Regions from separate parts of the Homo sapiens genome. Here regions 1, 2, 3, 5, 6 and 7 are each linked to region 4. The links are chromatin contacts, found by Hi-C in ENCODE. All regions are on one chromosome and are shown on one strand. Each heading gives the region's core, a stretch centred on a gene start or an enhancer-like site at or near the end of the contact. The rest is flanking DNA. Distances are from core to core; before and after follow the strand shown. Region 1 holds the start of ZNF850 (zinc finger protein 850). Region 2 holds the start of ZNF565 (zinc finger protein 565). Region 3 holds the start of ZFP14 (ZFP14 zinc finger protein). Region 4 holds the start of ZNF225 (zinc finger protein 225). Region 5 holds the start of LINC01530 (long intergenic non-protein coding RNA 1530). Region 6 holds the start of ZNF567-DT (ZNF567 divergent transcript). Region 7 holds the start of ZNF461 (zinc finger protein 461).

Evidence for each region. Hi-C counts contacts between places; a loop is a spot of excess contacts on that map. Pooled maps may share reads with other maps.
Region 1: a loop to region 4 is called in a pooled map, with 11 times the contacts of the local background. The contact joins the promoter of ZNF850 here to the promoter of ZNF225 in region 4. A Hi-C loop is called at or near these places in 4 of 50 pooled maps.
Region 2: a pooled map shows a loop between it and region 4 (6-fold over the local background). The contact joins the promoter of ZNF565 here to the promoter of ZNF225 in region 4. A Hi-C loop is called at or near these places in 4 of 50 pooled maps.
Region 3: a pooled map shows a loop between it and region 4 (14-fold over the local background). The contact joins the promoter of ZFP14 here to the promoter of ZNF225 in region 4. A Hi-C loop is called at or near these places in 4 of 50 pooled maps.
Region 5: a pooled map shows a loop between it and region 4 (26-fold over the local background). The contact joins the promoter of LINC01530 here to the promoter of ZNF225 in region 4. A Hi-C loop is called at or near these places in 5 of 50 pooled maps.
Region 6: a loop to region 4 is called in a pooled map, with 11 times the contacts of the local background. The contact joins the promoter of ZNF567-DT here to the promoter of ZNF225 in region 4. A Hi-C loop is called at or near these places in 7 of 50 pooled maps.
Region 7: a pooled map shows a loop between it and region 4 (8-fold over the local background). The contact joins the promoter of ZNF461 here to the promoter of ZNF225 in region 4. A Hi-C loop is called at or near these places in 6 of 50 pooled maps.

Annotation. Positions count from the first base shown.
Region 1 is chr19:36,770,326-36,774,245 of GRCh38, forward strand. It overlaps ZNF850 (zinc finger protein 850), which reads right to left and starts at 2,482. Exons shown (of 5, transcript NM_001193552.2): 1 at 2,400-2,482. It overlaps LOC728485 (a long non-coding RNA gene), which reads left to right and starts at 2,828. Exons shown (of 2, transcript NR_164117.1): 1 at 2,828-3,184. RefSeq lists a silencer at 2,022-2,316 and enhancers at 2,303-2,442, 2,583-2,742.
Region 2 is chr19:36,213,412-36,217,274 of GRCh38, forward strand. It overlaps ZNF565 (zinc finger protein 565), which reads right to left and starts at 1,254. Exons shown (of 5, transcript NM_152477.5): 1 at 1,211-1,254. It overlaps ZNF146 (zinc finger protein 146), which reads left to right and starts at 1,695. Exons shown (of 4, transcript NM_007145.3): 1 at 1,695-1,785. RefSeq lists enhancers at 1,209-1,638, 1,749-1,938.
Region 3 is chr19:36,376,613-36,380,792 of GRCh38, forward strand. It overlaps ZFP14 (ZFP14 zinc finger protein), which reads right to left and starts at 2,589. Exons shown (of 5, transcript NM_020917.3): 1 at 2,551-2,589. RefSeq lists a silencer at 2,696-2,785.
Region 4 is chr19:44,111,026-44,114,825 of GRCh38, forward strand. ZNF225 (zinc finger protein 225) reads left to right here and starts at 2,374. Exons shown (of 5, transcript NM_013362.4): 1 at 2,374-2,544. ZNF225-AS1 (ZNF225 and ZNF224 antisense RNA 1) reads right to left here and starts at 2,158. Exons shown (of 2, transcript NR_033341.1): 1 at 1,797-2,158. RefSeq lists a silencer at 2,085-2,435 and an enhancer at 2,128-2,827.
Region 5 is chr19:51,591,899-51,596,024 of GRCh38, forward strand. It overlaps LINC01530 (long intergenic non-protein coding RNA 1530), which reads right to left and starts at 2,482. Exons shown (of 2, transcript NR_034159.1): 1 at 2,051-2,482; 2 at 1-1,153. It overlaps ZNF175 (zinc finger protein 175), which reads left to right. Exons shown (of 5, transcript NM_007147.4): 5 at 1-612. RefSeq lists enhancers at 926-1,561, 1,562-2,197, 2,198-2,833, 2,580-2,889, 3,100-3,149 and a silencer at 3,232-3,399.
Region 6 is chr19:36,684,993-36,689,037 of GRCh38, forward strand. It overlaps ZNF567-DT (ZNF567 divergent transcript), which reads right to left and starts at 2,457. Exons shown (of 4, transcript NR_110708.1): 1 at 2,276-2,457; 2 at 1,694-1,814; 3 at 845-1,023; 4 at 447-519. ZNF567 (zinc finger protein 567) reads left to right here and starts at 2,620. Exons shown (of 6, transcript NM_001322917.1): 1 at 2,620-2,642. RefSeq lists enhancers at 2,427-2,476, 3,037-3,676 and a silencer at 2,677-2,736.
Region 7 is chr19:36,664,057-36,668,271 of GRCh38, forward strand. ZNF461 (zinc finger protein 461) reads right to left here and starts at 2,781. Exons shown (of 6, transcript NM_153257.5): 1 at 2,634-2,781; 2 at 642-730. The coding sequence starts at 650. It also overlaps a transcript of ZNF567 not described here. RefSeq lists an enhancer at 2,958-3,087.

The sequences.
Region 1 (3,920 bases), core at 1,232-3,731, 7.3 Mb before region 4:
AGTCTCAACCCTCTAATCCTGCCTTGGTCTTTCTGATGACCAGCCCCCATCCTGAAGCTTTCGGTCAATCACTAACATACAAAAAGCCAAAGGCTGGGTGCAGTGGCTCACGCCGGTAATCCCAACACTTTGGGAGGCCGAGGCAGGCAGATCACCTGAGGTCAGGAGTTCGCGACCAGACTGGCCAGTATGGTGAAACCCCGTCTCTACTAAAAAAAACAAATACAAAAATTAGCCGGGCGTGGTGGCGCGTGCCTGTAGTTCCAGCTACTCGGGAGGCTGCGGCAGAAGAACTGCTTGAACCCGGGAGGCAGAGGTTGCAGTGACTGGAGATTGCGCCACTGCACTTCAGTCTGGGCGACAGAGAGAGACTCCATCAAAAAAAAAAAAAAAAAAAAAAAAAAAAAAAAAAAGCCAGCACTTAAGAGATTCCAAGGACTTTAGGAGTTGTATGCGAGGAAATAGGGACAAAGACCAAATCTGTATTTGAGAAAATCACAGAACCGTATGAGTATTTAATTCAATACAGACATGGAAACTGGCCCAAGCATTTACTCACAGATGACTGGGCAAATCCCTGGTGTTATTGGTACAAACTATTGATCGAGCCCCCAATCTCATTCCTACCCCTAAAATATAGCAAAGTGAAAGATCTTATCACTTATTTGGACTGAGATTAACACCATCCCATAAACTGCATGGCTTTCAATCCCAGGGCTATGGCGTGTGATGCCACATAGAATATGCACTAATCTCTGCAGCAATTGAGTTGTTAGGGTAAAGGCTCTTGTTTTTGCCTTCTTTCTCTCACGGCCAAGAAAATTAAGGAACAGGGACACAAAGGATGAGGTCGGAGCGGAAGTTTAATAAGCAAAAGAAGAAAGCTCTCCCCAGCGGAGGGACCCAAAAGAGGGTTGCCAACTAGGAGGCTGAATCTGGGGGGGTTTATTAACTGGGAAGGGGAGGAACGTGGGCTGTCTTGAAGAAAGCACTACCCAGCTTGGCCCTGGGACCTTAGCCCGGGACCAATCCCAGGCTGAAGTGAAAGTTTGGCCCAGGACCAATCAGGGGCTGAAGTGAAAGTTTGGCCCGGGACCAATCAGGGGCTGAAGTGAAAGTTTGGCCCGGGACCAATCAGGAGCTGAAGTGAAAGTTTGGCCCGGGACCAATTAGGGGCTGAAGTGAAAGTTTGGCCCGGGACCAATCAGGAGCTGAAGTGAAAGTTTGGGCCGGGACCAATCAGGAGCTGAAGTGAAAGTTTGGCCCGGGACCAATCAGGGGCTGAAGTGAAAGCTTGGCCCGGGACCAATGAGGGGGTGAAGTTATGATTCAAAGAGGCCGCGCTCACAGTCTAAAGCATGTCCAAAAAAGGAAAGTGGCCGCCGGAACCTGTTAGTCCAAGCTGCACCGTTTCGTAAGCCCCCACCATTTCACAGACCCTGGTCAGAGGGAAACATTCCACCCGGGTTTGGGCTGTGCGAAACATCCTTCCCAACCGCCTGACTTCCTTATCACATCCTGCTGGGCAAAAGCCCAAGAAACATCCTTATCAACTTTCTCCCAGGCAACAAGCCATACCGCCCAGACCCCTCCTGCCCAGGCCTGTAATTACCCCAGCCTGGAAGCGGCAGTGGGCTCTGGCATTTAGTTGGTCCCCGCCATAGAGCCGCCAACTCTCTCTCTTTCTTTAACCCTCGCCTTCCCTTCAAAATCTAACAGAGCCCACCGTGTACATGCCCACAAAAGAAGCGACTATTTCGTGGAAGCCCGCTGGTCACACAAAGGACAAAGGCGTTTCTATGTTGGGCCTCGGTCCCTTATCAGTGCAGCTGAGGAATGTCTTCAGGACAACCCCCCTGTGGAGTTTTCCTTATGTATGCCTGCAGCCTGATTTTTCAGGCTGTTTCTCTGTTTAAAGGACTTTTACCAAGGTCCCACCCTAACTGCCTAAAGAGTTTTTTCTCTCAAGGGGACACACAAAGTCCCAATCGCACACATGCCTCCGCATATCCACTTACCCACTGCCTCACAGCCAATCACACTCTCCTCTCTCACATACACCAAGGGGCCACACAAGTTGCACTTGCACAGCCACAGACCTGCAACTCACGCACACAAGGTACTGCACAGACACGCAAAGTCACACACCCACCCCGGGACACGCAGTCCAACCACACAGTCACCGGTTCTTCACATCCGCACGCACAACGAGGGTCGTCCAGGACACACACACCCACTCCGGGCGCGCACAGTCACAAGCGCCCACCTGATCACCCAGAGTCAGCACCACACAGCCACAGTCACAGACCACGGAGACCCACGGCAGCCATCGCGATCACACACGCAAACTCCTCTCCTCAGCCCTCCACACACAAAAGGACCGGAGCCGGATTCCTCACCCTCAGCATTCTCTGGTTCCGCTCGGGGCCAGCCTAGCCAAGTTCCTCAGGACTCCAAGGCGCGGCGGCAGCTAAATCGGCACAGCAAACGGTCCCGCCACCTGGCTAAGAGGAAGCCAAAATCTCGCGAGACGTGGCGTCGGCCTGCGGGATCCTCTGGGAAATGTAGTCCAGAGCCCGACTGCGGGCTTCCCTATGCCTCTCATTTCCAAGCCTGGCTTGTTTCCTTTTACCGCTCCTCTCCAACGAGGATCGCAGAGCCCTCATGCCGAGCGGCTCGCTATGGGGCCGGCTCGCCCGCTAGAGTGGTCAGGCCTGATTATCCCTGGCAGCTCTGTTATCTGGGGTAAGACACAGGAAAACGTGCTTCCGGTTCTCGGCGGAAGTAGCCCCGAACGGTAGAACCGATGGGAAATGTAGTCCAGGGCAGAAAAGCGGTCAACCCAGCCACGATGCGAGCCAAAGGATTCTTGGCTCCAAGCCTGGTCCTGGCTGTTAGTTTGGAACTCATGCACCCAGATGCTAACTCGCCCTCAGAATGCAGAGGGGATGAAACACTGACCGGACAATTCAATCTGTATATGGGTGAGTCCAGGGCTCAGTCTGCATTGCGCGGAAAATGAAGGTGAAGGTGGAGGTGGGACCTGATGGTCTCGTCCCGGATAGGGTTGAAGAAGTGGGAGAAAAGGAATCAAAATCGTGGATGGGATAAGATTGTGCGCGAATGCTCTCTGGGAGCGGATCGTGGCCGACGAGGGCCCGAAGATGCTGCCTTGTGATCGCAGGTGTGAGTGGAAGCTGTGTGAGTGTCAATGTGAGTTGCCTGTTTGGGAGACCAGCATTGTATTTTTGTATCAGGTAGTAACCTTGGAGCCAGGTATTTGTAAAATTATGATAAGAGGGCATCATTCTGGAGCATCGATTTTATTTGGAGGTTGACAGGAGAGGGAAAAAAACCCCTAATATCTGATAAACAACATAAATAGATTTTTATGTTAAAGTAGTTATATTTATTACGGTCTAGAATGCAAATCCAACATGGCTTTTAAAGCAAGAAAGATTTTTTTTATACAAAGTCAAAGGTATTATTTTTATACACTTACTACAAAACATACAAATAGTATACCAAGCCTAAGAATATAAAGAGTCTAGCTTTAATTAATTGAATGTAAATTTAAAAACAAGCATCTAATAAGTAGTCCTTTTCACACATCGAAAAGCCAATTTCGGAATTTTTTTAAAAACTCAAATTACAAAGTAACAAATATCTGGTGTCTTAGTAACTTGAAGATCAGTACTAATGATTAAGCCAGCTTATATGCTAATATGATACATGAAAAAGCCTGTATTTCACAAATAGCAAACCACTAAAACTTTAATTTTCCACAGAAGCCATTGTTTCACACCAATAATTATGTTAAAGATCAAGACAGGCTAAAAGTTTTTAATGAGCACTGAATCCATTAAAACTTGGCAAATTTTTCCACGAAGGTAGAATTTTAATTTCTGTTTAAACCATGG
Region 2 (3,863 bases), core at 4-2,503, 7.9 Mb before region 4:
TCTCGCTCTTGTCCCCCAGGCTGGAGTGCGATGGCGCGATCTCGGCTCACTGCAACCTCTGCCTCCTGGGTTCAAGCGATTCTCCTGCCTCAGCCCCCTGAGCAGCTGGGATTACAGGCACCTGCCACCACGCCCAGCTAATTTTTGTATTTTTAGTAGAGACAGGGTTTTATCGTGTTGGCCAGGCTGGTCTAGAACTCCTGACCTCAGGTGATCCACCCGCCTCGGCCTCCCAAAGTGCTGGGATTACAGGTGTGAGCCACCGTGCCAGCCATTAATTTTTTTTTTTTTTTTTTGTACAGGCCAGGCTGGTCTCGAACTCCTGGGCTCAAGTGATCCTCCCACCTCGGCCTCCCAAAGGGCTGATGTGAGCCACCACACCCGGCCCTACATCCACTCCTGAGACACAGGACACAATCACAGACACCTCTATACCTTTCCAGTCACAATATCTTTCCAGTCACAATCACACACCCGCTAAGACACACCCAGTCACACAATCTACTCTCCACTGTGATACAGTTACTCCCGTATAGTCACAAGCCCCACACACCAACACCCACAAATGCCTCATATAGTCACAGTCACACACCCACTCAGGGGACACACGCCATCACTGGTACTTTACGGCACCCAGTCACAACTGAACTTTCACTGTGGACATACACACAGTCACACTCACACAAGCAACCCACACAAGCAGTGGCACCCCACTCCCGCATACACAGCACCACACACATACACACAAACACACACACCAAGGGATACAGGAATACACAAGCGGCGTCACCACACAGTCACAGGCACAGGCAATTGCACACGGCCACAGTGTCACACAACCAAAACCACGCACACACCTTGGAGACATGAATCACAACCGCACACCCGCAGTGGTCACACAGTCACAACTGTACTCACACCCCAGGAACAGGGCGAACAGGCCACATATACAACGGGGACACACGCAGTATCACCCCCGGTCACAAGGACCCTGCACCCCGATACTCTCTATCACACATGGTTACACAAAAACCACCAGACACCCTGGAGACAGGCGGTTACACGTGCACAGTTGCAGACACCCACACCCAGCCACACAGCCACAAAGACACATTCAGAACGGCGCATCCGCAGCCAGCTCCCGCCTGCGCGCACAGATTCGAGGCTCCGGACACGCCCCGGCCCCGCCCAGGACTCCCAGACCCCTCACCTTCTGCCTCCCCTGGTCGCGTCCGGGTCCTTGCGGAGCTAACTAGCTCGCCACGACGTCAAGAACGACGTAACGTCAGGCCGCTGTGGGCTCTGGGAATTGTAGTCCAGAGCTAGATCGGCCACGGACAGAATGGCGTTCTCTTATCTCTGAGTCGGGGCCTGGCTCGTTTTGACATTTTTGCGCCCACGAGTCTTCGGAGAGGGCGTCGCCACTCCAGACCTTCCAGCAAGCTTGAAGTCATCTGACGCTAAAGGACTACTTACCTCAAGAGCTCCATCGTCACAGAAGGAGGCGGCCAAGTTCGCGGGGGGAGGGGAGGAGACAGAGAGTCGACCAGTAAAGCCTCAAGGGAAATGTAGTCCAAGGCCTGAGAAGCGACGTTGCTGGTAATAGAAGGTAATTCAGTACCAGCCTGGGCCTGGCCGCGGTGACCGAGGCGGGCCGCGTCGCGGAGACTTCTGGGAGTGCTTCCTCGCTCTCCGAGTGCGCAAGCGCAGCGCACCGAGTGGACATTTTGGTCTTTGTCCGCGGGTCAGTACGGCCCCTGGGTCCACGTGGCGCGAAAGTAGGAGGTGGGATCTGGGCGTCTCGGGTCGGTCGGACCGGGGAGGTTAAAGGGGAGGATTCCTGATCTTTAGGGGCGCGGCGCGAGGGCAGGGAGTGGGTGTAAGAGCTTCTGGCCTACGTGCGGGGCGGAGATGGGGGCCTCTGAGGCGGGTTTGAGCGAGTGTGACCGAGTTTGTCCTCAAAGTTTGACCTGATGTTTGGGATTGTTGAGTGAATGTGAAACTGGGTGCGGGATTGTGTGTGATTGTGCCTAAGAGGGAGATGTAGGAGACCAGCATTGAGGTATAACGTTTGAGCTGCACTTCCCTTGTCGAAAGTGCTGATAATTATAACGGTGCCATCTTCCTGGAGCGTCTTTTTTACTTGAAAATTGAAGGGGTGGAAAAGCTAAGTGGTGAATAATTTTAAAACGAGTTTTTATATAAAAGCATTTCTTTTTAATTGGAGTGGCATGCAAATCACCGTGACTTTTTTTTTTAATTAAACGAGAGTGTTTCGAAGGAACTTTAGTTTCGGGGTGCCTACTTCAGACTATTCAAATCCCCATCTTTGGGGTACTTAAATAGGGCTGTTAAGCAAAGCCCTAGACTAAACAGCATTGTACGCTTTGAGAAGCAATCCCATATAACGGCGCCCAGGATGAGGGAGTCAACGGTTTTAGGTTAGGCACAGTTATCCTCATTTTTTGAAGAAAGCTTAATTGTTGCAGTGTTTATCTATGAGTCTGGACTAAATCCTAGGTGTCTTAATTCCTTAATGAGTCGAGGCGTTCTCAGGTTGTATGGATTTTGTGAAGTAATGGAGAATGCTACTGACGTCTCCAAAGATGCGTTTTCTAAGGAAATCACCCCGCCCCCGCTGTCGTCATTGACATAGTTTTAAATTACAAAAAGTTAAATAAAGTAATTGGGTACCAAGTTAATATCTATAAATAAATAGCCTTCTAATTTACAAATATCAGTTAGAATACATAGTTGAAGAAAACTAATATTTACAATAGCAGTAAAAAGATAAAGTATTGTGGAAGAAACTTAAAGGTTCAGAACTATTAGGAAAGAACTTTAAAATACTACTAAGGGGCATAACAAATGTGAACAAATAAATATACCATGTGACATTAAGAAGTGTGCGCAAACTTAAGTGAATGTATTAATTTACTGTGATCTTGGTCGGGTGCGGTGGCTCATGCCTGTAATCCTAGCACTTTGGGAGGCCGAGATGGGTGGATTACCTGAGATCAGGAGTTCGAGAGGAGCCTGGCCAACATGGTGAAACCCTGTCTCTACTAAAAAAAAATAAAATAAAAAAATACAAAAATTAGCCGGGCGTGGTGGCGGGCGCCTGTAATCTGAGCTACCGCGGAGGCTGAGGCAGGAAAATCGCTTGAACCTGGGAGGCGGAGGTTGCAGTGAGCCCAGATCTCGCCACTGCACTCCAGCCTGGACAAGAGCGAGATTCCGTCTCAATAATAGTAATAATGTGATCCTAATAAAAGTATGGACAGGCTTTTCTCTTTTGGAACTAGGGGAACTGATCCTAGACTTACTATGGAAAGAGACAAGCTGCAAGAGCCAGTACAGACTGAGAAAGAAAAGGCGTTGAGGTGTGGGGAGATGGGGACCCAACACATTTTAAATATAAAGCCTCAGGCCGGGCTTGGTGGCTCACACCTGTGAGCCAAGGCAGGAGGATGGCTAGAGTCCAGGAGTTAGAGACCAGCTTGGGCGACATAGTGAGATCTCCCGTAGTCCTAGCTGCTTGGGAGGCTGAGGTGGGAGGATCACTTGAGCCTAGGAGGTCAAGGCTGCAGTGAGCAGAGATCCTGGCGACAGCATTCCAGCTTGGTGGACAGCCAGTCCCTGTCTTTTTTTTTTTTTTTTTTTTTTTTTGAGATGGAGTCTCTCTCTCTTGCCCAGTCTAGAGTGCAGTGGCCCAATCTCTGCTCCCTGCAACCTCTGCCCCCCAGGTTCAAGCGATTCTCTTGGCTCAGCCTCCCGAGTAGCTGGGATTAGTTGCCTGCCACCACACCCGGCTACTTTTTTTGTATTTTTAGTAGAGACAGGGTTTTACCATGTTGGCCAGG
Region 3 (4,180 bases), core at 1,339-3,838, 7.7 Mb before region 4:
CAATTTACAAAAGGAGGGTACAAAGATAAAACAAATGTGGTAGGATACCAATTTTTGGATCTGGGTGATGAGGAAAAATATTAAATTACAACCTAACGGTAACAAATCTACTGTGCACTTATTATGTGCCAAGCATTAGCTAAGGGTTTTGCATATATTAATTCCTCTACTCAGAGCCATCCTATATAGCAGGGTCTATCATTATCCTCATTTTGCAGATGATGAAACTGTGGCACAAAGAGATTAAATAAATTGCCCCAAGCTCAGGCAGCTTTAAGTGGCAGGTTGAGGACTAGAACCCCCCTACTTTAGCTCCATAACCCATACGACTGTCACTGTACTAAACTGCATCTCATGAGACCTGATAAATACGTGGCCTGAAACACTCATGCTGTCAAAAACTTCAAGCCACTTTCCAAATTTCTACTGTCTTCCCTTCCCTTCTAATAACCCCTTCCCTTGTTAACACAGACCTCTCCACTAAAAACCCCATCGTATTGTCACTCCTTAAAAGCCTCAAAAGCAGAAAAGATCCTGTCGCCAATCAAACCACCTCCTTTCCCTGCTTTTGAACTCAGGGCGGTGGGGATCAAAGAGACCTAGTGGGTAATTCCATCTAAACTGTAAACTCCTCAACTAATCACCATCGAATGAAAGTTCTACGTGGTGGCTCACGCCTGTAATCTCAACACTTTGGGAGGCTGAGGTGGAAGAATTCCTTGACTCCAGGAGTTCAAGATCAGCCTGTGCAACATAAGGAGACCTCATTTCTACAAAAAAATTTAAAAATTGCGCGTGGGACCACGTGCCTGTGGTCTCAGCTACTCAAGAGGCTGAGGTGGAAGGATCGCTTGAGCCAGGGAGGTCCAGGCTGCAGGGAGCGAGATCACTTCACTGCACTCCAGCCTGAGGGACAGAGTGAGACCCTGTCTCTAAAAAAAAAAAAAAAACTTAAGTAACAAAATAAAGCTCTGCAGTTAGCTTCTCTTCAGGAGGTTTACTTCCAGACCATCCAAATGATTAGAAAGAGGCAGCTCATAAGAGAAACTAAATTACTGCCAAATGCTCATGTCAATACCTACTGGAGGCCGGGTGCGGTGGCTCATCCCTGTAGTTCTAGCTACTTGGCAGGCTGAAGCAGGAGAATCCTGCTTGAACCCGGGAGGCGGAGGTTTCAGTGAGCACATCGTGCCACTGCACTCCAGCCTGGGTAACAGACCCAGACTCCATCTCAAAAAATACAAAAAAAAACAAAACAAAACAAACCTACTGGAAAGGGGTAGGAATTGGAATCTACCTTCATCACCCCATCATTCACTGGGAAGGAAGGCCAAAGCACCAGGTCAGTGGACAGGACATTTCAGGGGTTAAAGTCTAACTAGCTGAAGATTAACTGGAACAAGCCCGCATAGTCTGACAAAATCATATCTATTGACTGGCAGAAAGGGAGAAAATTCCACAGGAAGGGTTGGAATAGAATGGACGAGAGAGACGAGAAAAGCTCTTTCGTAAACGGTTGAGTTCCAGCTGAAAGATTCTAAGGAGGATCTAATGACAGCTGCAATCTGGAATGGCTGCTGTTTCCGAGGTGAGATTAGGAGAGGCAGGGATTAATGAGATATTGAATGCAATCATGAGTGTAATCAAGAGGGTATCCCCAGTAATAAAATGAAAACAGCAAAGCAAGTCTAGAACATCACTGGTAAGAAAACTGTAATCTCTCAAAGAGGGAGTCATTATGCCATTTTACAACTACTGCACCACCTGGGGAGAAATCATGTTTTCTATTAATTTTGCAACTGGCTTTATCTGTCTCTTCCTTCCTAGCCTGATTAATGACAGAGCTGCTTCATTGTTCAGTCCGAGCTGATTTTCATTCCACAGAAGAGGAAAGCAAATGCCCCCACGCCCAGAAAAAATAAAAATTACACTTCATGGAACAAAACGGAAACACAAACTCATCTGGATGTTGACTTGTCTATATGCAACAGCAATCATTTCCTCCTCTCCCCGCTGCCTTCCTAAAGAACAGCAGGATTGGGAAAGGAGACGGGAATCTTGAGACCGCGGGCCTTTCCTGGAGCCGGCCTTGGCTGAGCAGGACACACCCCCGCTAGCGCACTTGCTCCCTCCGTCTACTGCGCGCAAAACCCGATGGAAATAACAGGGAGCCTGGAATAAAGCTGACCCTTTCCCGTATCAGAGCGAAAGGCCAGGTACACGAAGACGGGGCTGGGATCTGTCTCCGAGTTCCCCGCAGTTTCCATGGGAGGGAGCTCGGGTAAAGCTGTGCAATCTGCAGTTCTTCAGACTGCGTCTTTTTGTTTGGGGGCCTTCATTCACTCCGGGGTTCCTGTATCTAACTCGGAGCCATTCCGGGCCGCTGGACCTGGGCGGCTCTGAAGCGAGAAGGCAGAGGACGCAACAGGGCACCCGGCGCCCAGTCAGCGCCACAAACTCCACAGCTACTGCCTCCTGGCTCACACTGAGGTCTGCGCCGCCCCCGCGCCACCCCCGCGCCCATTGCCTCGGTGCAAGCGACCAACTCACCTCTCGGAGCCGACACCAGCAGCGAAGCCGGAAAGAACTGCGAGCGGAGGCCTGTGGGAAATGTAGTCCGCCGATGGGAGGGACTGGTTCCAGCCCCAACGGGCTGCGCGGAGTGCGCATGCGCGGGGGCCGGAGCCCCGGGTGCGCTCGGGGCGGGAAGGCCCTCCGCGCTGCGTGGGGCTGAGGCGAGCTCGGGCTTGCGTTTGCTTTTGTCGCTGAGGAAGACTTTTATTTGTTTATTTTCTTGAGACAGGGTCTTACTCTGTCGCCCAGGCTGGAGTGCAGTGGCGTGATTAGAGCTCACTGCAGCCGCGACCTCCCGGGCTCAAGCGACCCTCCCACCCGAGCCTCCAGAGTAGCTGGGACTGCAGGCGCGCGCCACCACGCCCAACTCATTTTTTAAGTTTTTATAGAGACCAGATCTCCCTATGTTACCCAAGCCGGTGTCGAACTCCTGGGCTTAAAAGATCCTCCCGCCTGAGCCTCCCAAAGTGCTGGGACTACAGGCGTGAGCCACCAGGCTCAGCCGCGGAGGATTTAGAAAGAAGTTTTGGCACCAGCAGATGCCTAATATGTGTACTAAACACCTACCAGTTACTCACTGCATACACCCAAGCAAGGTGTGGGCACACATCAGGCATGCAATGAAAATACTCTCAAAGCCCACCAGAACCTGGAGCAGGACGTAAACCTAGAAAGGTCGCTCGTGCTCACTGCCCTCTCCCTTTCTCCCACTCTGTCTCTGTCTCTGTGTGTGTGTGTGTGTGTGTGTGTGTGTGTGTGTGTGTGTGTGTCTCGTATCTCCTGCAGTTGTGAATGTATTGTTCTACTAAAAATACAAAAAATTAGCCGGGCGTGGTCGCGCGCGCCTGTAATCCCAGCTACTCAGGAGGCTGAGGCAGGAAAATCGCTTGAACCCGGGAAGCGGAGGTTGCATTGAGCTGAGATCCGCCATTGCACCCCAGCTTGGGCAACAAGAGCGAAACTCCGTTTCAAAAGAAAAAGACTAACTGGAGAGGTCTGTCTCCAATGAGACTGAATTTGTCCTGTCCTGCGTTCCTTCAGGAAAGAAATGGGATAAGCCCACCAGGGACCACCCTGAGGCATCTTCTGTATCCCAAATTCTTTGATATATTAGTTAATACATGAAAGAATTTGTTCTTTCCTTAAGAATATAAAACTTTAGAAGATATTTGAAAATGCCTCGGCAATCTGGTTTCATTTTGCAAACAATAGGATATGCATGAAATAGGAGATAAATGAAAAATCTGAGCTACTTTATAACTACTAAGAAGGTGGCCAGACGCGGTGGCTGACGCCTATAATCCCATCACTTTCGGGGGGCCGAGGCGGGTGGATCACCTGAGGTCAGGGGTTTGAGACCAGCCTGGCCAACATGGTGAAACCCCGTCTCTACTAAAAATACAAAAAAATTTAGCTGGGCATGGTGACGCACACCTGTAGTCCCAGCTACTCGGGAGGCTGAGGCAGAAGAATCGCTTGAACCAGGGAGACGGAGGTTGCAGTGAGCCAAGATCGTGCAGCTGCACTCCAGCCTGGGCGACAGAGCAAGACGCCGTATCAAAACAAAAACGAAAACAAAACAAAACAAAAAAAACTACTAAGAAGG
Region 4 (3,800 bases), core at 1,124-3,623:
TGTGCAGATTAGTATTCCATTTGGAAGTGGTATATATGAGATTGTGTTTGTGCAGGCTCTGAAGCCACAGGTAAGTGCACCTAATATTCATCTCCCTACTCTTGCTGTATTCAGAATGAGTGAATATAAAGAGAAGTCATCTGAAATTATTGTGTCTCAGCAGCAGAAAGAAGTGGAATACACGGTTGGACGCGGTGGCTCACGCCTGTGATCCCAGCATTTTGGGAGGCCGAGGCGGGTGAATCACCTGAGGTCGGGAGTTTGAGACCAGCCTGACCAGCATGGAGAAACCCCCTCTCTACTAAAAATACAAAATTAGCCGGGCGTGGTGGCACATGCTTGTAATCCCAGCTACGCTGGAGGCTGAGGCAGGAGAATCGCTTGAACGCGGGAGGCGAAACTCCCTCTCAAAACAAAAAACAAACAAAAAACAACCAAAACTGAAAGCTGGTAATGAAACAAATACGTATACACGAACATTTGTAGCAACACTGTTCACTACAGCCAAAAGGTGAAAAGAAGCCAAATGTGCGTCAATGTATGAATGGAGAAACAAATTGTAGTATAAACATAAAATATTCATCTATGAAAAGGAATGAAGTACTGATACGTGGTATGATGTGAATAACATTAAAAATATTATGCTAAGCAAAGGGAGTTAGAAACAAAATGTTCCATTCATTTTTATGATTTGTCCAAAATAGGTAATAGAAAAGAGAGAAAGATTCATGTTTCCCCAGGAATGGGATTATGGACAACAGTAGTGATTGCTTAGTGGGCATGGGGTTTTCTTTGGGTGATAAAAATGTTTTGTAATTCAAGAGGTGGTGGTTTCACAATGAAGCAGCTACTTTGTCTGAGGTTTAAACCCGGGGTTCGTCGTTAAGCGCCAGAAAAATTTAGGACACGGACACACAAAAACTCCTCAGTTTAGGAGCGGAGGTTTAATAGGAAGAAGAGAAAGAGAAACGGGTTCCTCCATAGAGGAAGGGGTCTCCGAGCGGAAAAGGGTCGGCTGGCAGTGAATGTGCTGAGTTTTACAGACCAGTTTGAGGAGGCAGTGTCTGATTTACATAGGGGTCATAGATTGGTTCGATCAGTTATGACGTTTACATAGTGCGTGGGGAAGGCTGGTCGCCCCACCCTAATCTTCTTATGCAAATAGGCTTCCCAGTTGATTGGCCCATCTTGCCAGCTTCTTACTGTGCACGTGGCTGACAAAGAGAAGGGAAGATGGAGCCGCCATCTTTAACATGATTGGCACAACTGCTGGTATCTATGTCTGCGGCAGCTGGATTTTACAGGCTGCTCTTCCTTAGGAAGGGAAATAATTTGGGGCTGCTTTTCATTAAAAAGAAAAGCCTTACCGAGGGCTCCCATACCCTATCTGCCTAAGTGATGGCTTCTTAACTCGTATATATTAACAACACTGTATTCGTACTAGATGCCATTGCCATTGAATTATGTGCCTTAAAATAATTTTGTTTTGTGAATTACACCTCAAAAATATTTTTTAAATAATAAAACGACCACGTTAAAAACGTTTTGCATAGCGAAAAACAAGTCAAAGGAAAAAAGCTTTTTGGTTGAGCAATATTTGATACAATGTTAATATGAGTATGTAAATAATACTTAACGGAGGGGAAAAAACTAAACACTCAATAGAAATGTGGGCAAACTATTTGACCAATTCACAAAGACTATAATAGTGGCAACGGAAAATATGCACGGATGTTCCACTTTATTTACAAAAGAACAAATACAAATTAAAACTACATTTAGAAACCATTTCTTACCATTAGATTAGCAAAACTTAACTCCTCGAAGACTGTGTCTTCTCGCTTGTTCCCTTTCCAATAACACTCCTGTTATCATTGGAGGCGTTTAGACTTCAGAAATTCCTGTCTATTCAGTATTTTCTGTCCTGGACCAGGGAGAGAGAAGGACGACTCTCAGGATAACAGTTCACATTCCCCACTAGGCAGGCGCTCGTGGCTTTGGGATTCGTTCCCAGTGGGCACCTCGGAGTGGCAACGCTTCCCCCTGAAGAATGAGATTTTGAGCGTTTTTCCTTCAGCATTCGGAGGAGTGTAATCCAAATGCTCTGTGGAGTCGTACACACTGGCTCCAGAAGGAGGATACAAGCAATTCTGGGAATGGTAGTCCAGACGCTCAGTGGAGTAGCGGTCAGCTTGGCTCCGGCAGGCGAATCAGGGGATTTCTGGGAAATGTAGTCCAGACGCTCAGTGGAGTCTCGGTCAATTTGACTCCGGCAGGTGGATCCCAGGGAATTCTGGGAAGTGTAGTCCAGACGCTCGGGGTCGTCGCGGTCAGTTTGTCTCAGGAATTCTGGGAAGTGGAGTCCAGACACTCAGTGGAGTAGCGGGCCACTTCCGCTCCGTTACTGTGAGGTTGCTGCAGTTTTGTCCCTGGTAGTTTGGGTCAGTTCCGCGAGACCCTTCTGAATTTCCTGGACCTACGCATTGGATCCTTAACGAACTGGTGATCGAATTAGGGGAAAAGAAACCTCGTCGGAGAGCAGAGGTTTGGCGGAGCGGGGCCGCTGTTTTCGTTCTCGTCAGTGGAGCCTTCTTGGGCTTGGGGCTCTCCTCGCGTCCCCGGGGTGTTTGGGACTTGGTCGGGTCGCGTCTCGCCTGGTTTTAGGGTCTCCGGGGCTCTGAGCTCGCCCACTCGGCCTCCCTGCACCCCACGCGCGTGGCCACTTCCTCGCGATAAAACGCTGGGATGTTACTTAATCTCCTTGGGTCTCCCGTTACAGTTCTTTAAGATGGGGAGTTTAGGACCATCCTAATAGAATCGTTTTGGGAACTGAAAGCGGTAACACAAATGAGAGCCTTAAAGCAGCCCCTGTCACTTGGTGACTGGTGGTCTCTTGTTAATTTCCCACGAAGCCTGTCAGGTCCCCGGGTGGGGTGAAACTCCAGCTGCAGGGGCACCGGCCCTTCTCCCTGATTCCTGCAAGACGCTGGGTGATCCCGGACGCCTTCTGACCTCTCTTTTAGGAAGGCGAGGGTTGCATCCACTTCCAGGAGGGGAGAGGAGCATTTAACTTTTATGGGGCACGGCGACCACGGTCAGAGTGTTTCACAGCCTTCTCCTTACCCAGCCCGACCTTTCCAAAAGAGCTGCAGGGAGGGACTTCTTGGCTTCTGAGGGCAAAGCTCTACGTGAGTGATCCTTGGCTTTTTTCTTTGACAGAGATGCTCACCCCAACCGAGAGTGTATAGGATGTGTCTTCGGGCATGGGTGTTGCTTTCAGTTGTCATGTTTTTCTAGTCTTTAATCTTGAAAGATAGCATAGCTTTCATCGTTTTTTCTTGGTATTTTATCCTTGTTATTTTTGAAGAGTATAGATGAAGTTATTTTGGTCAAAGATGTTCATTTGGAGTTTTTCTGATGTATTTCACGTTTAACTTCAAAATATGCATTTTTTGCTGGAATACCACAGAAGTGGTAAATCTCTCTCTCTCTTTTTTTTTCTTGAGACGGAGTTTCGCTCTTGTCGCCCAGGCTGTAGTGCATGGCACGATCTCAGCTCATTGCAACATCCACCTCCTGGGTTCAAGCTATTCTCCTGCCTCAGCCTCCCAAGTAGCTGGGATTACAGGTGCCTGCCACCACATCCGGCTAATTTTTGTATTTTTAGTAGAGAAGGGATTTCACCATGTTGGCCAGGCTGGTCTCAGACTCCTGACCTCAGGTGATTCAACCGCCTTGGCCTCCCAAAGTGTGGGATTACAGGCATGAGCCACCGTGCCCAGCCTGAAGTGGTAAATTTC
Region 5 (4,126 bases), core at 1,232-3,731, 7.5 Mb after region 4:
GCTGGGACTACAGGCGCCCACCACCATGCCTGGCTAATTTTTTGTATTTTTAGTAGAGACGGGGTTTCACCGTGTTGGCCAGGATGGTCTCGATCTCCTGACCTCGTGATCCCCCCCCCTCGGCCTCCCAAAGTGCCCATGACCTTTTTATTGTTGGGCAGTGAAAGCCATGGTGAAATGAAGAATGTCCTACTGTCATGTGATGTGATCAGAAAACATACTGCCCAGAGTCCCCTGCCCCCACCCCCAAAACCAGTACTTGATCCATCCTTTGACTGTTGTGGCGATTGGCACAAAGGTTGGGCACAGTAGTAGTTAGGCTCATGGGCTCTGGAGCCAACCTACCTGGATGCTACACATCCCAGCTCTGCCCCTCGCTAGTTTGGTGGCAAGCAACTTAACCTCTCTGCCTTAATTTCTCCAGCAGCACAATGGGAATAATAATAGATCTCGCCTTGTGGCTCCTTTGCAGATTACATGCGTTAATTATGTAAAGTCAAGCATTAGAATGGTGGCTGTCCACCATGAGTACAACACAAATGCTCGTTCTTAATGATTCAACAAACATGGAATTTCATTAAATCTGAAATAAAGGTATTTTGAGAAATTGAATTCCGTTATCAAGTGTGAAGTCCTGATCCAGACTCACCTCGTGCACACTATTTACCACAAAGGTGGACTCCCTATTTTAAATGCATTCACTTAAAGAGACCTTTCCCTGTACTAATTAGTGTTTGTTAAGAAGGACCTTCTGGACATAGTTGAAAGAAAGAGAAAAGAAGCAGGTGTGGGGAGGAGGAGAAGGAGAAGGGAGGAAGGGAGGGAGGGGAAAGAAGATGGATGGACAGATGGAAGGAAGGAATTAGGGATGGCAGAAAGGAGATAAAATAAACTCTACTTTTAAAAGAAACCAGGTGGGGTGAGTGGGAGGGCTTCCCTGTGACCTTGGCCTCAGGGGCTCTTTCTGGCTTCCAGATAAGATACCCCTCAGCTTTGCACTGGGTCTCCTGAGGCTTGGAAGTTATGTCCACAGTGAGGTTGGTGTAGAGGGGCAGCCACTCTTTGGAGAGCAACCTGTAGCCCAGACAGTTGATGCCATCATCAGAGGATCCAGGGATCGGAGGATTGGCGGATCCGGGACAGAAGGCGAGGCCTGGAGGATGGGGAGGGGCAGCCATGTGAGCCTCAGGGAGGACCCAGAACCAACCACCCCACTTCCAACACTGATTCACCTCCAGGGCCTCTGCTTGTGGCCAGGATCTTCCCCCTCCAGCATATGGTAGCCTCTGAAAAGCAGGTGGGGCTGGGAGAGGAGCATCCCGCTTAGTTTCACCCTTCCAGAGACACAGGAAGGCATGGAGGCCAAACACCTGTCTCTGACAGGGTCCCCATGCCACAGCCCAGCCCTCCAGTCCAGGGTAGCCCATGTCCCCCTCAGCCCAGGGCGGCCCATACCTGCCTCATCATGTCAGGACCTGCAGCTCCTGCCTCCCACCTGGCAGTGATGTCATCCTCATCATCCCAACCCCACTACACGTTGGAGAAGCCATTTATCTTCAGGTAGTGAGTGGGGTGCAGGGCAAACACCCCTCCAAGGCACAAGCTAACGGCTTAATTGCTGTTGTTTCCCCATGTTCTGGCTTGCAGCACTTGTAACCTCTGGGCTCCTGCAGCCCTTAACATCTGATACCTTTACATTAAGATTTATCATCCTTATCTCTGGACCAGGCTGAATACACCTGTGTCCCGGTGCATCTGGCCAGCGGGTCAAAGGGCCTAGCACACAGATTAACAAATGAATGAGTTCCAGTTACCAAAGTTCAATCCTTGAGGTGGACAGAAGACGCCCAAGGCGTGTCTCCCATCACCCTTCACTCTCAATCCTCCTTATCAAGGGCCTCACGGGAATAGTGATAAGATCTCAGAATATACAGGAGGGAGCAGTTTCGGGAAGGGGGGCATTGGAAGGAAGTGGAGGGCTTGGATCTGGGGAGCAAGCGGGGAGAGTGCTCCGTTCCTTGGTTTTGGGATCTTGCCTTACGGGTCTCACCTGCCCTCCATCCTGGCTTCCACCTGGCAGGGTGTGTTTGTGTCAGAAAGACGATTGTGCGTAACTGTTCACCGCGTCCACGTCCCGAGAGTTGCGCACGCGTGGAGATCTGCAAAACGCTCCCTTTCAGCTCCGCGCATGCACAGAGACCCCACCCCGCAAGTCCTTGCCCTTCGGCCTGGGCAGGCGTCCACTCCCATGGCTGCAGGGCGCGCCGAAGAGCCCACTCTGCATCCCCGAGACGCGGCCCAATCCTAGGAATGTGCTTAGCGCAGGTGCTATCTTCCCTTTTCACATTCCCAATCTCTTTCTCCGCCCCCTCAAACTCTTGCCATACTCCCACAACAGCAGAAAATCTGAAAAAAAAGTCCATCCCATCTTTGCACTGACAGCAGTGCACAGCAGCTGGCAGAGAATTCTGGCACGGCTATTGTGCTTGCGCAGGCGCAGACGGGAAGCGGGCCGGACCGGCCTAGTACACTCTGGGAGGCGTGCGCAGAATGCGCAGCGCTGCCGCGAGGATCTCTGGGAACTGTAGGCCCAGTTTGTCCGAGAGCCGCAAGTGTTTCGGGACGACGCAACGCAGGGGCACCTGGGAGTCGTAGGCGGATGGGCCCAAAGCCTTCCGGGAGTCGTAGTCCTTCCGCCCGCTCCTCGTTTCTTTGGAGGTTGGCCCTTCCAGCTCCAGTTCTGCCCAGGTGAGCGCCCATCCCGCGGCCGGCCGGTCCTGGCCCTTTGTCGCGATGACGTGGCGGAGTTGAGGGTCTCTGTATTTCTCTCCCCCGCGTTCTGGTAGGCGTCCCTGGAAAGATGGCACCCTTTTCCGTGATCTCTCAATCCCTCTCTCCGGGTGGGAGTGCTCTAAGCAGCTGTTGTACCTGCTGACCCGCTTTGGATTCTGCGGCCCAGCCTGACACCTTCTCACTCTCGCCCTTCAACCTGGGTGCAGTGCGAGTGCACCCTCCTCTGTCCTGGTTACAACACAGAGTGGTCAGGGCTGGCCCAGGGGGTGCTCAGGAGGCTGTGGGAACACAGAGGAGGTGCTAGACCCAGCCCAGGGTTCAGGAAAGACCTTACAGAGCAAAGGACCTCAAATCTACCACATCCAAACGAAATCCCAGATTCCCTGTCCTAAACCTGCTCCTCTCACAATCTTTCTGCCTCCTCCCCACTAACTGTCCATCCAAGTGCTCAAGCCAAAATCTTGGAATGGTCGCCAGTGTTCTGTTTCTCTCATCCGCTTCCCTCCCGCAACCAAATCTTGTGTGAGTCTCATCGTCTCTATCTCCAGAAGAGGCCCAGAATCTAACCACTTCTCTCCACTTCCACTGTCTCCATTCTGCTCCGAGCTACCGTTACTCCTCACCTGCATCACTGCAGGGGCCTCCTCACTGTTCTGTTTCTTCCCTTGCCACACTCCACCCTCTATTCAGGCACAGTGCCAGGAAGCCTGTGGAAATATAAATCAGATCCTGTCACCAGTCACTACCCTGCCCCCCAGCTTAAAATCATCCAGTGGTTCCCATCTCAGAATAAAATCCAAGCTCCTTATCCTGCCAACCTCTAAGCTTCTGGTCCTTTCTGGTCGTCCTCAGTCACAACACACTTTCCAATGGGCTGAACACAGCCAGGCCCTGCCCTTCATGTCCTTTGCATTTGCTATTAACTCAATTTGGAGCATTCTTCCCACCCTGACCCAATATCTGTCTACTCATTTTGTTGGCCTCAGCTCAAAGGCCTCCAGCCACCCTAAAGAACCCCCTCCCTGTTCCCCCCCCCCCAGTCATACCACCAAAGATAATTCCCTCGTATTTGGAAAGCATCTTAGTCATTTACTTCCTTATCCATGGCCTGGTTCCTCCATTAGAACATCAGTGCCCTGACAGCTGCAACCTTTCCTATCTTGCTCACTGCTGTGTCCCAGTACCTAGAGCATGCTGGGTACATAGGCGGCACTCAGTGGGTATTTGTTAAATGAATGAATGAAAGTTTGAGCTGAGACTTGAAGGTAAGAGTTAGGTCTACCACAGTGTTTAGGGAAGTGTCTTGCGCAATGAGATCAGCCTGGCCAAAGAT
Region 6 (4,045 bases), core at 1,207-3,706, 7.4 Mb before region 4:
AAAAGGGAGACCCGGCTGGCCGAGGTGGCTCATGCCTGTAATCCCAACACTTTGGGAGACTGAGGCAGGCAGATCACGTGAGGTCAGGAGTTTGAGACCAGCCTGGCCAACTTGGCGAAACCCCATGTCTACTAAAAATACAAAAATTATCCGGACATGGTGGTGGGCACCTGTAGTCTCAGCTACTCGGAAGGCTGAGGCAGGAGAATCCCTTGAACCTGGGAGGCGGAGGTTGCAGTAAGTCGAGATCACGCCACTGCACTCCAGCCTGGGCGACAGAGCAAGACTCGGTCTCAAAACAAAAAAAGGGGAGACCAAATTGGCTAGTTAAATAAATGTATGTAGGTGTTATATCACACCCCTGAATAATTCCTCCGAATCGGGGTGGGGGTGTCAGTCATCTGTACTCCACCCAGAAGTCAATGCCACATTCCTGAGTCTACATACCCGTGAAATGATAGGAACCCATGTGCCCATAAGGTCCTGGAGGGGAATGCAAAGTTGGTCAAGACATGGGAGCTAGACAGCAAGGAAAAGGAATTGCAAAGGGAAGTTAGTAGTTAAATAAGTTACCACATATCCATGTAATATAATACTAAGATAGACAAATGCAAAGTTGTAGAAAATAGTTAAGGAATATTTTCAAGATACTGTATCAGAGAAATCACTTTACAAAACAGGTTGAACAATACAATTATATCAATATGGTCATTTAAAAAGTCTAGAAAGTTAAACACCTGTTTCAGTTATTTATTGCTATATAACCACCTCAAAAGTTTATGGCTTAAAACAAAAAACAATTAGCTTATTATTTGGGGGGCTTGGCAATTTGGGCTTGGCTTGCCTGAGTGGTTCTTCTGCTGATCATATTCATGTGACAGCTGTCAGCTGTTGGCCTGGTGGAGGCTGGATGGTTCAAGATGGTCTCCCTGAAATTTCTGGCCGTTGTTGCTCACTGGACCTCTCTCTCCAAGTGATCTTTAATGCGCAAGCAAGTTGCTCTTAGCCTTCAGTCATGGTGGTCTCAGGGCAGGAAAAGGGGAAGAGAAAAAGCTGCAAGACTTCCTGAAGCTTTGTCTCAGAAGTCTCACAATATCACTTCCACCACATTCTATTGGTCAAAGCACCTCACAAGGCCCTGCCTAATAGTAACCTAACCACTGACTAGCATTTCAGGAGGAGAAAAAATACTCCCTTGCTGAAAAACAAAATCAAAGAGAACAAAAATAGAAAATACAACAAAACTTCCTTGACCTTGGTTTTCAGATATGCTCAGCAATGGTTCCCTTTCCTCAGGGCTCTTAGAGAACCTCAAGGCAAGGGAGAAGGGGTAAGGAATCATGAGACATCAGACCTTTCTTGGAACCCAGATTGGCTAAATTGGAAAAAATTATTGCCACCACACGAGCTCTCATCATCTACCATAAACATACTCAGATGGAAGTAAAAGGGAGATGGGAGTACTGCTAACCCTTCTTAGTATTCAAGGGAAAGGCCAGGGTCACTGATATCCAGGACTGGGGACTTTCTCAAAATTCACGTTAAGTCTCCTGCGGAGACAGCTCTGGGAATGATGTGGATCACATGGAACCTGACCTCTGAGAGTTCCCAAGGGAGAGCCTCTGAGGAAGGAATCCTACTCCTAGGTTCTCCCCACGACGTCTTCCCAGAACTCTGCTTAAGGGACACTTACAACTCGAAAAGCCTCGTTCCGAAAACAGGTCTGTCCTTTTTCTGTTTGCAGATTTTATTCCACCACTCGATTATCCCTTCCCTTTTTGATGGCCATTTCACTGCAGCTGGGGTCTATACAGCTATAAAGCGGGAGAAAAAAGGAAGCTGGGAACTCAGAGATGCAGAGCCCAAGAAACAATCGAGTCTAAAACTGCCGCTTAGGTGGGCACTCCGCCAGGATCCCCTGTGTCAAACACCAGGCTGAGAACTGGGGACAGGTGTGCCCTGAGAAGACAACGCGGGCCATGCTTCATTGCAAGATGACTCTGCTTAACATAGGCATGGATCATAGTCCTCACAGGCACATTGGGGAGATCTTCGACAGACCCCTCAGTCCCAACATTAAACACAGCACTGCAGAAATGAAGCTTTACCCGTTACACACACAACACCACAGACCTAAAAGGCTCTTCCATCACACGGCCACAGCAGCACTGTCATGATGGAAGGTCTCAAACCCTACAGTGTCACACACCCGACAGCCGACCACGGCCACCCAAAGGTCCCGCATCCGAGCAGGGACAGGAACACAATCACGCACCTGTCGCAGCCTCCTCGCCGCGCACACCGCCGCCTTGTCCTGGCATCAAACACACACGCACAGGTGCATACACAGGCCCGAGCTACGGCCCTGCACACCCTGTCTGCGTCCCGGGAGCTCGGGGCTTCCTCACCGTGAGCGCCGCCCTCATCCCAGCCACGCACTATGAGAATTTGGAAGGGGAACCAGAGATCAAAGTTCGAAAACCGCCCGGGCGCCTGTGGGAAATGTAGTCCAAGGCCGGAAACGCCCGGATGTGGAGAAGGCGCGCGTAGCCGGTGGACAGCAGGAACGCGCCGCGGAGACACCTGGGAGGCATCGTCCGCGTGGGAGTGCGCATGCGCAGACGCCCGGCCGGCAACCGAAGGTGAGGCTGGTGGGTCCCGCGGGCGCGGAGAAGGCGGGTGACGGTGTGACCCGTAAGGAAGGCTGAGGAGGGAGGCGGGAGCCTGGGCTGGGGAAAGCAAGAAGGGAAGAGGAGCAACCTGGGACGAGGAGTTGGCTGGAGGAAAGTGCGAGTCCGGGCCTCAGAGAAGGCTGGGAGGGAAGCAGGAACCAGAGCGCGGGCCCGGGAGCACCTGAAGAAGGGAACCGGTTGCCCGAGGCGGGGGGTGAGCTCCCCAGTGGCAGGAATTTCGTCTGATTTTCGTCCCCTGGCTCCTGGAGCACGGCCTGGCACACAACAGGCGCTCCGTGTGTGTGTGTGTGGCTTTTCGTACCTGTCCTGTGTGTTGTGGTAGGGGAATGTGTTATTCTGTGTGACGTTGTGGAACCGGTTGTTTATGAAAGTGATAGGGTCCCTGCGTGTCTTAAGTTTTAATTTAAATTAGATGCGAGTCGATTTGTGTTTGAGCCTGTGTCCGACTCTGGAGAGGCGACAGTGAGGGCATTGTGAGTGAAAGGTTGTTACTTTTTGTAGAAGTTCTGTGAAATTGTGCACGACGTGGGGGCCTATGGGATTATGACTATGTAGTGGGTGATACAGCTATGAATATGCCTAATTTTAAAAGTATTTGGTGTACACGACCTATGATGACTGTGAATGTGGCACACTGTGTGACTTAGGTGGAGTGCTTGAGAAACCGAGTGTTGACTAAAGTATGCATTGTTTAGATTGATTTATGAGTATTGGGCATTTTATATATGCCTGTAGAATTTGACTCTGGTAATTAGACAAGTAAAATAAGTAGTGATTTTTTTTTTTTAATGGAGAGGAAGAGGCAAAATAATTTTCAGAGGGTAAGATTGGGCCCATGCGGGCCGGGCGCGGTGGCTCACGCCTGTAATCCCAGCACTTTGGAAGGCTGAGGCGGGCCGATCACGACGTCAGGAGATCGAGAACATCCTGGTTAACATGGTGAAACCCCGTCTCTACTAAAAATACAAAAAATTAACCGGGCGTGGTGGCGGGCGCCTGTAGTCCCAGCTACTTGGGAGGCTGAGTCAGGAGAATGGCGTGAACCCGGGAGGCGGAGCTTGCAGTGAGCCGAGATCGTGCCACTGCAATCCAGCCTGGGTGGCAGAGCAAGACTCCGTCTCAAAAAAAAAAAAAAGATTGGGCCCATGCGCGGTGGCTCACGCCTGCAATCCCAGCACTTTGGGAGGCTGGGGCGGACAGATCACCTGAGGTCAGGAGTTTGACCAGCATGGTGAAACCCCGTCTCTACTAAAAAATATAAAAATTAGCTGGGCATGATGGCGCATGCCTGTAGCCCCAGCTACTCGGGAGCTGAGGCAGGGGAATCGCTTGAACTCGGAGGTGGAAGTTGC
Region 7 (4,215 bases), core at 1,531-4,030, 7.4 Mb before region 4:
AATCAAAGTTCTGACAAGAGAAACACTAATATTTTCTTCAAAACAATATTATTTGTGTTCTCTCCTTGTGTCTGTTAAAAGATTTCACGTAAGGGAGATGAAGAATCATTTATTCAACAAGTATATGAACATGAGTTGGAGATGAGAGGAGCAAAAATGAAGGCCCTGAAATTCTGGCACCGTCACTTACTCACTAGTAAGTTATTGTATAATTCCCAGGTAAGAAACTATGTCAGAATAAATAATGCAGGCCAGGCGCAGGGGCTCATGCCTGTAATCCCAGCACTTCGGGAAGCTCAGATGGGCAGATCACTTGAGGCCAGGAGTTTGAGACCAGCCTGGCCAACTTGGCAAAACCCCGTATCTACTTAGAGTACAAAAATTAGCTGGGTGTGGTGGCACGTGCCTGTTGTCCCAGCTACTTGGGAGGCTGAAGTGGGAGAATCGCCTGAACCTGGGAGGTGGAGGCTGCAGTGAGCCAAGTTCGCACCACTGCACTCTAACCTTCCCACCTGGGAGACAGCGAGGCTATGTCTCAAAAAAAAAAAAAGCAAATAGTCACATGCCCTATACAAAAAAAACAAAAACAAACAAACAAAAAATCAAGTATTGTAATTAGGAGCAAGAAAAAACCAACTTACATGGGCCATGTCTTATTTTAGAATTGAATGTATTATTTAATCCTCTTCTTCGTTCCCTCTGGAAGAAACTCAATCCAAAGAAGGTGTTGCTGGGAGAGAGGGGAGTTAAAAAAAAGACAGGAGATTATTGCCTCTAAGCTCCCAAAATGTTAATTCAGAATGACATTTTTCTTCCCCCTTCATATCTCCTATTCCCAGACCTGATACATACATACATAAATTATTAGTGGGAATTTGGACAAATCCTAGCTTTACTCAAAACCATGAGGAAACTCAGCTACAGCAGGATAGACTCAAGAAAAGCAAGGATCATGCCCTTCAGCAGAAGGGATAGTTAGGCCAGCCCATTGTCCCAATACTATGATGAAATCGAAGCCAGGATCAGGGTGCTGAGAACTGCACTGGGTAGATTTTCACTGAATTAAGAGGAAAAAGAAAAGGTAATGAACATTATGAGAAAAGATTAGGGAAACAGAAAACAGACCCAAAAGACCCAGTGTATGTGTAACAGAAATTTCAAAAATAGAGGCTGAAACAACACAGATGGAAGAGAAAAAATAAATAGAACAAAAATTTGCAGACCAAAATAAATTCTTGAGTCTTTAGTTTGAAGTACAGTGCTGTAAGAATTAAAGAAGAATCATACCTGGAAACATCCTGAAAAATATTCTTAAGTTTGTCTTTGAATACAGACAAAAGGACATAAATATCTTTTAGTAAGAAGTTGCAGAGGCCGGGCGCGGTGGCTCACGCCTGTAATCCCAACACTTTGGGAGGCAGATGCGGGCGGATCACGAGGTCAGGGGCTCAAGACCAGCCTGGCCAACATGGTGAAATCCCGTCTCTACTAAAAATACAAAAATTAGCTGGGTGTGGTGGCGGATGCCTGTAATCCCAGCTACTCGTGAGGCTGAGGCAGGAGAACTGCTTAAAACCCGAAGGCGGAGGTTGCAGTGAGCCGAGATCGCGCCACCGCACTCCAGCCACGGTGAAAGAGAGAAACTTCGTCTCAAAAAAAAAAAAAAAAAAAGGAAGTTGCAGAACAATGTGTATTGTGGCCAAATCTCAGAAAAAAAAAATCAAACACATAGGTACATAAGCATACTACATATGTGGTGTTTTTCTGAGGCTGTAATGATAAATGCGGGGTAGCAATGTGATTTTCGCTTGTGTTGTGTGTGTAAATCTACAGCTAACTCCTCAAGTAGTCAGGAAAGGATGAGAGATGGATGAATGACAGATCTCTGGAGTGGGGCGTCCTGAGCCTTAGATGTGTGCACAGGAGCGGGGTGAGGTGAATGTGCGTGTGTCTGTGTGTGAGAGACCAGAGTTGACTGAGAGGAGTGGAAGCTCTCTGCCTGATCGTGTGAGCCTGAGGATAACGTGAATGTTTTTTTGTTTTTTTTTTTTTGAGACAGTTTCGTTTCACTCTTGTTGCCCAGGTTGGAGTGCAATGGCGCGATCTCGGCTCACAGCAACCTCCGCCTCCCGGGTTCAAGCGATTCTCCTGCCTCAGCCTCCCAAGGAGCTGGAATTACAGACATGCACCACCATACCCGGCTAATTTTGTATTTTTAGTAGAGGTGGGGTTTCTCCACGTTGGCCAGGCTGGTATCGAACTCCCGACATCAGGGCATCCACCCGCTTCGGGCTCCCAAAATGCTGGGATTACAGGGGTGAGCCACCGCTCCCGGCCTGTAAATGTGCTTTTTCTTTCACGTAAATAAATGAGATTTACACAAATAGCCATTCACAATCATGGTCACAGTCACCTACAAACCCCATTTACACAAATGATCAGGCACACAATCACACTGTCACTAAAGCACACCCACGCACCAGGTCGCTGTCCCAACAGTAACACACAGCCCAAAGAGAAACCCTACTTCCTCACGCATTCAAAACACACCCACCTAAGGGCTGATCCCGCACTCAGAGGCCTAAAACTATAGACATTCCCTTCCGCGGCACTGGTGAGCCAGGATTTCTTACCTTCAGCATTCTCAGGGAAGGCTCTGGTCCAAGCTCTGATTCGGATTCCAAGCGAAGCCACACGCCCAGCTCTTCCTTCTCCACCGGCCCGGGACATCCTTACCTGCCTCTACCCGGAGACCATTCCTGCGAGGCTCCTACCGGAAGTAGCTGTGGACAGCAGTGTCCTCTGGGAAATGCAGTCCGAGGGGAGAGCGCCTGGGGTGGAGCGGGTGTGTTCCGCCGGGCTCCGGGATGCACTTGCGCAGTTTCACCCGAGGCTGGAGTGACGCCAACCTGTTAATGTTCGTTTTCGGATTCTGGACTTCGGGTTCCGCTGAGGACGGATTTCGGAATAGGCACAGTGGCTGCCCCGAACCCCTCAAGGCGGCCTCCGCGGGCTGTGGCTGAAGATAATTTTCGGCGGGCGCGGACTAACCCGGCTTCCCTTTGTGGAGTTGTGGTGAGAAAGGTGTTTTGTTGTGCGCGTGTCCGAAGGTGACTCCGGAGGAGAAGGTGGATATGAACTGACGGTGAGGGTGTAGCGCGTGAGATTTGTATGTGAAACGATTTAAAAAAAAATTTTTTTTTTGGCCGGGCGCGGTGGCTCACGCCAAGGCGGGCGGATCACCGAGACCAGCCTGACCAACATGGAGAAACCCCGTCTCTACTAAAAATACAAAATTAGCCGGGCGTGATGGCGCATGCCTGTAATCCCAGCTACTCGGGAGGCTGAGGCAGGAGAATCGCTTGAACCCGGGAGGCAGAGGTTGCGGTGAGCCGAGGTCGCGCCATTGCACTCCAGCCTGGGCGACAGAGCAACTCCTTCTCAAACAAACAAACAAAACTGTATGTCATATATTTGACTCCATTTATTTATTTATTTAGAGACAGAGTCTTCTTGCCCTGTTGCCCGGGCAAGAAAAAACAAACAACAACAACAACAAAAAACTGTACGTCATATATTTCACTCAACTTTTTTTTTTTCTTTTTTTTTTTTTGAGACGGAGTCTCGCTGTCGCCCAGGCTGGAGTGCAGTGGCGCAATCTCGGCTCACTGCAAGCTCCGCCTCCCGGGTTCACGCCATTCTCCTGCCTCAGCCTCCCGAGTAGCTGGGACTACAGGCGCCCGCCACCTCGCCCGGCTAATTTTTTGTATTTTTAGTAGAGACGGGGTTTCATCGTGTTAGCCAGGATGGTCTCGATCTCCTGACCTCGTGATTCGCCCGCCTCGGCCTCCCAAAGTGCTGGATTACAGGCGTGAGCCACCGCGCCCGGCCTCTTTTTGAGACAGGGTCTTCATGCCCTGTTGCCCAGGCTGACTGCGGTGGCGCGATCCTAGCTCACTGCAGTCTCCACCTCCTCAGCTCCTCCCGCATCCACCTCCCAAAGTGCTGGGATAGCAGGCGTGAGCCACCGGGTCAGGCCAAAACGATTTATTTTATTTTTATTTTTTTGGTAAAGACAGGGTCTCGCTATGTTGCCCAGGCTGGTGGTCTCGAACTCCTGGGCTCAAGCGATCCTCCCGTCTCAGTGGCCAAAGTATTGGATGACAGGTGTGAGCCACCGCGCTGGGTGGTGAAACGGTTTTGAGGCTTTTTGAG